Regions from separate parts of the Homo sapiens genome. Here region 2 is linked to region 1. Evidence: chromatin loops called from intact Hi-C (ENCODE). Cell type or tissue: mammary epithelial cell. All regions are shown on one strand. Each heading gives the region's core, and the rest is flanking DNA. Links, peaks and the distances in the headings are about the cores only.

What was found. A loop is a pair of places that touch in the nucleus more often than their neighbours do. Peaks named below come from ENCODE experiments on the same cell type or tissue, not always from the same donor. Only the 100,000 strongest peaks of a DNase experiment are listed, where the experiment ranks them.
Region 2: it touches region 1 in a loop (9-fold over the local background); 1 of 110 quality-filtered maps calls a loop at or near these places.

The regions. Positions count from the first base shown.
Region 1 is chr12:85,753,997-85,758,401 of GRCh38, forward strand. No RefSeq gene overlaps it. Among named protein-coding and RNA genes, the nearest start is that of RASSF9, 80 kb to the right of the region's middle. In mammary epithelial cell, for the core only: a CTCF peak has its summit at 1,954; a DNase peak (open chromatin) is centred at 1,975; H3K27ac peaks cover 981 bases.
Region 2 is chr12:85,834,382-85,838,786 of GRCh38, forward strand. RASSF9 (Ras association domain family member 9) reads right to left here and starts at 2,028. Exons shown (of 2, transcript NM_005447.4): 1 at 1,774-2,028. The coding sequence starts at 1,820. In mammary epithelial cell, for the core only: no CTCF peak of the experiment used is centred there; a DNase peak (open chromatin) is centred at 2,100; H3K4me3 peaks cover 2,316 bases; H3K27ac peaks cover 2,597 bases.

The DNA of each region.
Region 1 (4,405 bases), core at 221-4,220:
TTGAAATTTCAATATATTTATTTTGCTAAAACTTTTGTTGTATAAAAATAATCAGAACGGTATTTTTTGCCAATATTTGATGTTCCCATTTATCATGGTGGCATCAAAATTCCTTCTTTCTCATGAAATAATTTTAAACTTTTTCTTTCTTTATTTCTCACATTGATACATCAAATGGAAATATATCTTGTTTAAAACTGAAGAAGTATGGGATTTACCAGTAAAATTTGCAGTTATGTAGTTATGATAATTCTGAGATAAGGGCAAACAAGAAGTAAGGAGGAAACCTGTAAATTATTTGAACTTATTTATTTATTTATTCATTCCATGAATTTTTTAATTTTAGTTATTGATGTGTTTGGATTTGTGTCCCCACCCAAGTCTCATGTTGAATTGTAATCCCCAGTGTTGGAGAAGGGACCTGATGGGAGGTGATTGGATGATGGGGCAGATTTTCCACCTGCCATTCTCATGAAAGTGAATGAGATCTCACCAGATCTGGTTGCTTCAAAGTGTGTAACACCTCCCCCTTCATGGTCTCTTTCTCCTGCTCTGGCCATATGAAGATGTGCCTGCTTCCCCTTCACCTTCCACTATGATTATAAGTTTCCTCAGACCTTCCCAACCATGCTTCCCACACAGCCTGTGAAACCATAAGCCAATTAAAACTCTTTTATTTATAAATTACCCACTTTCAGGTATTTTTTTATAGTAGTGTGAGAAAGGACTATACAGAAAATTGATACTGAGAGTAGGGCATTGCTGTAACAATACCTGAAAATCTGAAAGCTGCTTTGGAACTGGGTAACAGGCAGAGGTTGGAATAGTTTGGAGGGCTCAGAAGAGAGGAAGACAAAGGAAAGTTTGGACAGGTCCCAGAGACCTGTCAAATGATTTTGGCCAAACTGTTGATAGTGATATGGACAGAGAAGGCAAAGATGAGGAGGTCTGAGATGGAGGCAAGGAACTTATTGAGTACTAGAGCAAAGTTTACTTTTGTTATGCATTAGCAAAAAGGTTGGAGCCATTGTGCCCTTGCCCTAGTGATCTGTGAAACTTTGAACTTTAGAGTGATGATTTAGCATATCTGGCAGAAGATATTCCTAAGCAGCAAAATGTTCAAGATGTGGCATTGCTGCTTCTAGCAGCCTATGTTCATATTTGTGAGCAAAAAAAAAGACATAAAACTGGAACTTACATTTAAATAGGGAAGCAACGTGTAAAAGTTTGGAAAATTTGCAGCCTGGCCATGTGGTAGAAAAGAAAATCCCATTTTCTGGGGAGGAATTCAAGCTGGCTGCAGAAATTTGCATAAGTAAAGAGGAGGCAAATGTTGCTAGCCAAGATAATGGAGAAAACACCTCAAAGGCATTTCAGATACCTTCCTGGCAGCCCCTCCCATCACAGGCCTGGAGGCCTAGGACAGAAGAATGGTTTTGTGGGCCAGACTCAGGGCCTTGCTGCTCTGTGCAGCCTCAGGACTTAGCACTCTGCATCAGGGCCACTCTAGCCCCACTCATGGCTAAAAGGGCCCAAAGTACAGATAGGGCCATTGCTTCAGAGGGAGAGTGCAAGCTGTAAGCCTTGGTAGCTTCAATGTTGTGTTAAGCCTGTGGGTGCACAGTGTGTAAAAATCTAGGTGGGATCCTCCACCTAGATTTCAGAAGATGTCTGGAAAAGCCCGGATGTCCATGCAGAAGTCTCCCACAGAGGCAGAGCCCTCATGGAGAACCTCTACTAGGGCCATGCAGAGGGGAAATCTGGGGTTGGAGTCCCCACTCAGAGTCCCCACTGGGGCACTGCCTGGTGGAGCTGGGAGAAGAGGGTAACCATCCTACAGACCCCAGAATTGTAGATCCACTGACAGCTTCAACTGTACACCTAGAATATCCACAGGGACTCAATACCAGCCCATGAAAGCAGCAACCAAGGCTGTACCCTGCAGAGCCACAGGGTGGAGTTTCCCAAGGCCTTGGGAGCCCAACACTTGCATCAGCATGCCCTGGATATGAGACATGGAATCAAAGAAGATGATTTCAGAGCTTTAATATTTAATGATTGCCTCACTGGGTTTTGGACTTGCATGGTACCTCTGCCCCCTTTGTTTTGAGCAATTTCTCCCATTTGAAATGGGAATATTTACCCAATGCCTATATCCTCATTGTATCTTGAAAGTATCTAACTTTTTTGTTTTTTGTTTTTTTGTTTTGTTTTGTTTTTTAGTTTTACAGGCTCATAGGTGGAAGAGATTTGCTTTGTTTCAGATGAGACTTTGGATCTTGGGCTTTTGAGTTAATGCTGGAATGAGTTATGACTTTAGGGGACTATTGGGAAGGCATGATTGTATTTTGAAGTATGAGAAGGACACGAGATTTGGGAGGGGCAAGGGGTGGAATAATGTGGTTTGGATTTGTGTCTCCACACAAATCTCATGTTGAATTGTAATCCTTAATTGGAGAGGGGCCTGGTGGGAGGTGATTGGATCATGGGGGGTGGATTTCTCCTTGCTGTTCTCATGACAGATAATAGCTAATGAGTTCTTAGCAGATCTTGTTGTTTAAAAGAGTGTAACACCTCCCACTTCACTCTCTCTCCCTCCTGCTCTGGTCATGTGAAGACATGCCTGCTTTCCCCTCACCTTCTAACATGATTGTAAGTTTCTCGAGGCCCTCCTTGTCATGCTTTCTATACAGCCTGCAGAACTGTGAGCCAATTAAACCTCTTTGTTTTATCAATTGCCCAGTTTCAGGTATTTCTTTATAGCAGTGCGAGAATGAACTAATACAGATATTATGGTAGACGCTGATGACACATGATAAAATAAAATGTGGTCTTTGATTTCTTAGAACTTTTCTAACATTTACACTGGGTATGTATAAAATATGTCTTCCTGGTTACAATGTATGTGGGAATGCACTGTGATTAGAAGGTTCCTCTGCTTTGGTAATCAAGGAGACACATAGTCAAGAATCATCTTTCTTCTGTGCCTAGGGATTGGAATTTTGATTTACTATAGACATAGAATATTCTAGGAATTTCAAAGAAACTTAGCAACAATTAAATGGTATCAAATTATTTGGTTAAGATTACACATTTATTTTCAAAGACAGAATTTTACTCTACTTTTAATAATGAAATTATATTTTCTAATGTTGTGGCATTAAAAAATTATGTGACTACATTATTGTTTATATATCCTTTATTTCCTTTTATGTCATAAAGAAAGAAAACAAACCTTTTTTTCATTATATTTATGCAATCTGAAGTTGATAGGTAATTATTTGTATGGCTTCATCTATATTTTTATCTCCTGTTTTCCCTTTGCTACATGACTTTAAATATAAAAACAAAAATAAAAACTCAAACTATTTGCTATTCTAACAGTTTAAAAAAAACTTGAACACAATGCTCCTAATGATTAATAAATGTTAATAGCAATATTTAAAGAATCTTTAAAATTAATGTGACATTTAATACACAGAGCAAATAAGTCATATTAAAAGTGTAATTTCTTTTATTTCATTAGAATCTAACAAATTGTTTATCCTAAATTACTTTTGCTTTTACCCACTCCTTAATTTCTCTTGCTTTCTTAACTTAAGAATATCTTTTTATCTTCTCTAATTCATTATCTTTATTTTATTTATTCTTAAATTTATGAATGATTTAAAACAAAACGAAGCAATATACTACGGCCTATATTTAATTAGAATTGCAGTCTAATGACCTATATGCCTCTTGCATATGTCCAAAGAAATTGGAGAATAGCTTATACCTCATTATTTCACCCTGCCCTACCTGTCATTAACGGCCACTCCTCATGTTTTCATTGCCTTGCTTCAACATGCTGCCTAACTACCCTTCTGTAGCCACCTTTGTATTCCCTGATACTTTTTTTTTTTTTTTTTTGAGATGGAGCCTTGCTCTGTCACCCAGGCTGGATTGTAGTGGCGCAATCTCGGCTCACTGCTATCTCTGCCTCCTGGGTTCAAGCAATTCTCCTGTCTCAGCCTCCAGAGTAGCTGGGATTATAGGTGTGTGCCACCTCTCCCAGCTAATTTTTGTATTTTTAGTAGAGACAGGGTTTCACCATCTTGGCCCGGCTAGTCTTGAACTCCTGACCTCGTGATCCACCCACCTTGGCCTCCCAAAGTGTTGGGATTACAGGCGTGAGCCACCGTGCCCAGCCTCCCTGATACATTTACTAAGTTTCCCAAACATTATCCACTTTTCATATTAACCACTTGATGTATTTTTCAGATACCATAAATAATATTTCTAATAATTTTCCAATCCCATCCAAAATGTGTAAGAATTATTAAGAAATTAATATCATTTTGTGCTCATTATGAGCAGCACATTTTTGAAAGCACAATCTTTTATAAAGACACTAAAGTGCATCAGA
Region 2 (4,405 bases), core at 108-4,107, 80 kb after region 1:
TTTCATAATTTTGCATAGAAAACTTTTAAAAAATGTTTGCATACTCACCTCCTCGAAAGAAAGCTAGTTTTATAGGTAGAGTAGATAGTAGAGTGGCAGAACTGATGTAATGAAATTGAAGAATGCACTTCCCTGAGGGAAACTCAGGGGCGCATGCAAAGTTTTATTGCCCTGTATTTGGCATACCAATGACAGAAATCTCAAATTGCTAAAGCAAAACAAAAAAACCTCAAACAAACAAACAGAAAGCCCTGACTACAGGGATAGTATGCCAGAAACACAACTTGATTTATGAAACCATAAAGTTTTCCAGAGTATTTTTATACATTTGATGACATTTAAACAAATGCCAAAATAATACTACAAAAATACCACTACAAAAATATCATTTAAAAAACAGAGTATTTTTATTTTTGGCTTGGGGGAGGCTTTTCTGGAATATTCTAGAATATTTTAAAATGCATTGTCACCATCAAAACACAAATTTTAAATACTCAAACCACTTTATTTTAATATAGTTTCATTATCTTTAATTACCATAAATAGCATATTTGTGAAATATTGTCAAATTATTAGAAAATAAAGCTTACTTAGAAACTTTTACAGTATTTATTAAGGCCATTTACTTTCTAAAGGAAATTTTGTCACCTAAATCATGAATACATTTGGAATGAGTTAAAAACAGGATTTTCAAAGTAGACATGTGTGCGCAAAATAAAGTATGGAGATTTACTTTAAAGTTGTATTACTCTATATTGTCATGTAGACACTTTAAAATAATTATATCATTTCCTACCATGTAATTGTATCCTTTTGAATCTGCACTGAGCAAATTATGACAAGTACAAACAGGCATGATTGAGAGAAAAGTGGTGGACAATCCCCTATGCCAAAATAAATATATTTTTAAAAAAATATAGCCCATGTCTAAATTTATTCTCAAGTTTTTGGCATGAAAACGTAACATTTGATGTGTAAATAAAATATTTAATAAGACTAAGACAGACATACTGTCCCTAGAAAAATACGTGTGTGTATGTGTGTTTTGAGTAACTTATTTATACTATGGGCATTTCAAGCTTGAAATATCAAATCAAATCAAAGTAAAACAGTAATAATAAGGATTAGAGAGGATAGCTGCTTGAATCCTTCTTTAGTGCTTAAAACTACCTAAAATTCTCAAAGATTTTTTAAAGAATCAATTCAAACAAAGTTTCTCTCCAGAGTGTTTCCACTTTGGGAACATTCCAGGTTTCAGGAATGCCTCACTCTCAGGGGAGCCAAAGCATTGTTTCTGAATTGTATCAGCAGTTTTATTTTTCATCCTACTTAGTGGCTATAAATACTAGTTACATCTTTATCAAAGTTTTAATTATTTCTACAATATTCTAAAGTTCTGTTGAAACAAAATGACACTTTTTATTGTACTACCCTCAAATGCCCAGGGCAACAAAAAAAGAAACTGTTTATGTTGCTAGTTGTGGAAACAGGACTGGTCAAAAGGGGAGAAAGGAGTCAAATATAATCACTCTTTATTCTCTGCGATCCTTGAGCTGGTCACTCCCATCATCAATACTGGGAGAATATCCTTACTATCTAGGTATTCATACTAGCCTAACTCCTTAGGCTAGGACTGTGTCCCCACGAAGCCTTTTTTTATCAGAATCTAACAACCACAAAACACATACTTTCACAGGTAGGGTCCAGAGTACACACACAAGACACACACACACACAGAGACACACACACACTTACTCACACGCTTGACTTTACCTGTTTTTATGCCGAGTCTTTAGCAAGTTTCTTCCAAAGGGAGCCATGGTCTGTCGGGCAAACGAATAAAGAAATTATCTTAAAGTGATCTGAGGGTGGGGGTGGGGGTGTCTGGATTTCCAGGGTGAAGGGAGGAGGGCTGGAAGCTTTCTCTTCTCCTCGGATGTTCCTGGCTTTCAGCTCATTAGTAGCCGGCTGAGAAAGTTGCTGGAAGTTGTGCAACTGCTGCTTAACTTTGAACTGCGGGATTGTTGTGGCTGCTGCACCTCTGGAGACCTGCCCAGCTTCAGCCTCGAAGAAGGCGTTTGGAAGCAGGAAAAGAAAAAAAAAAAAGAAAGAGAGAGAGAGGAAGGGAGGAGGACTCTATTGTGTTCTGTAGTTATTTGCAGACTTAAAGAACTGCCAACCCCACAAGCATGGTAATACCAATGGAACGGGAGTTTCACTCGATCTGGAAATCCCCCCTCCCCCGCTTTCCACACCCAACCACACAAGGTGTACTGAACACACATAAAAGGATTAAAAGTAAATATCCCCCAACTCCTGGTCAGCTCCAGTCTGTGAAAAGTCATCTGATCATGGCAAGCATGAGGGATTGCTGAGAACTCTCTTTGCCAACTCATTCGACCCCAGATCCCCTGCCAGGGTGTCAGGACTTTAAAATATATTAGGGAGAGGGAAGCTGGAAACCGGATCAAGGTGGACTCACAGACCACTTAGAATTGTTAAGTCCCTGAGTTCACGGTCTTAAGAGTTTCTTCCAGGCCCCTGCTCCACACTCTCAAGTTCATCTTGCAAAAGTCGAAGGACCTGAAGGACCACAGGGCTCCAGGGCTGATGCATCACAGTTTGGTCTAGGAACCAGCTGGAGTTTAGTGTTTGACTCCCAAGGCGTTTATGTTGACCCCTACCCCATCTTTGACATTCACTGGGCCTTTAGAGCCCTGGGAATTTCAGAGGAAAAGCAAACTGCTCCTGCCCCTCAAGGAGTAAAGAAGACACACCGAGGGGATCTGCTGGAGCTCGAAATGTGAAGTGGAAGTCTAAGGGAGGGAGGGCTTCATCTGGTCCCAGGAGAGCTCGAATCCAGAAGCAGGGCAGAGGAATGGAGATGGGAGAGTTCGGGTGCCTGTGGGAGGCCCAGCGCAGCTCCCACCAGGTACCTGGCACTCATGGGAAAGCACTATTTAGGGGCAAGGGCCAGGAGAGCTTTCTCATGGACGTGTTTTACTGGGATTTTGCCCCTCCTAAAACCACCCCACCACCCTCCACCCCGCCAGGCTTCTAATCATGGGCTTCCCAGGCAGACGATGAGGGAGGGAGGGAAAGGAAAGCCAACAAACTTGTGAGTTCTTTCTGAGCCTTGGCAAAGAATATGAATCGCTCCTACTTACTTTGGGAGTTTATCCCCTACCCCCAACAACACCAAACAAAAAAATAATCTCAAGGTCTTCCATGATTCTGATACACACTGATTTATGCAGTGCTCAGATAAATCATGTTTTTCATTATTTATTATCATAATCTTTCTCTATTCATCTATATTTCATGTTTCTGTATGTGCATATACACATGTGTCCTATACTATTTCATTATTTATAATATTTTCTTTATAATTTTATATAATAAATCATATATTATATCCATATATGCACCCAAATCATTATGAAGTGAAAAACATTACAATAGCCAATGTTAAAGTTTAGTTACCTTTTTATATCCCTGGGAGTTAGGATAACTAAAAAATACATACCCATCTTAATTTGATATGGTCAGTGATTCCAGAGAAAATCAAGACACCAAAAATAGTAATGACATGTTCTGTGTATATATATGTATATATGTACACATATATACATGTATAAACATCTGTATAAACATCTTCATCTTTGTAAACATAAGTATATATATGTGTGTGTATATATATATATGTATTACATGCTATGTATATATGCACTTCACATGCAACATAAGCTACATAATCTTGGGTGTATTTCTGTTTCCGTTCTTGATTTTGTTTTACTAGCACCTCACAAGAAATGATTTAAACTATTATGGAAGTTTACCTAGTTATTCTAAGTTCTTCAAAATGTAATCCCTTAAAGCTATACTGTTTACTTATTAATATAATTGTTGCAGTCAATTTGCAAATAATTTCACATTTGCAAATATCCCTGTTTCCTTTAGTTTCGGTTCTCCATGCTTAGTAACATTATTTATATACATATGTGTACTATATTTTTCAATAAAAGAGTTTTAATGGGGAATGAGGAAACAATACTATGTCTTTACTAGCATAATCTTGTGTTGAGTTTCAGGTTATCACAAATGAGTTTCATTTAGGTGTCATTAATCCTCACACAAAATGCCCTGTTAATATTTTTCATGACAAGCTCTTTGATGTATAAGAATTACACATAAAAGGGTTTGTACACATTAAATATATTCCATTTTTATTTGACAATTATACCTTAATAAAGCTGAAAGAAAAAGCACAAAGGGTTAATGTCTCTCAGATAGTAGAAGTGGAAAGGAATAAAAAAAACATGAATACTAATGCCTTAATAGAAAAATAAGCAAAAGCAATCTTAAAAGAAAGTAACGAAACCATTGTTTTTTTTTAATTTTTAAT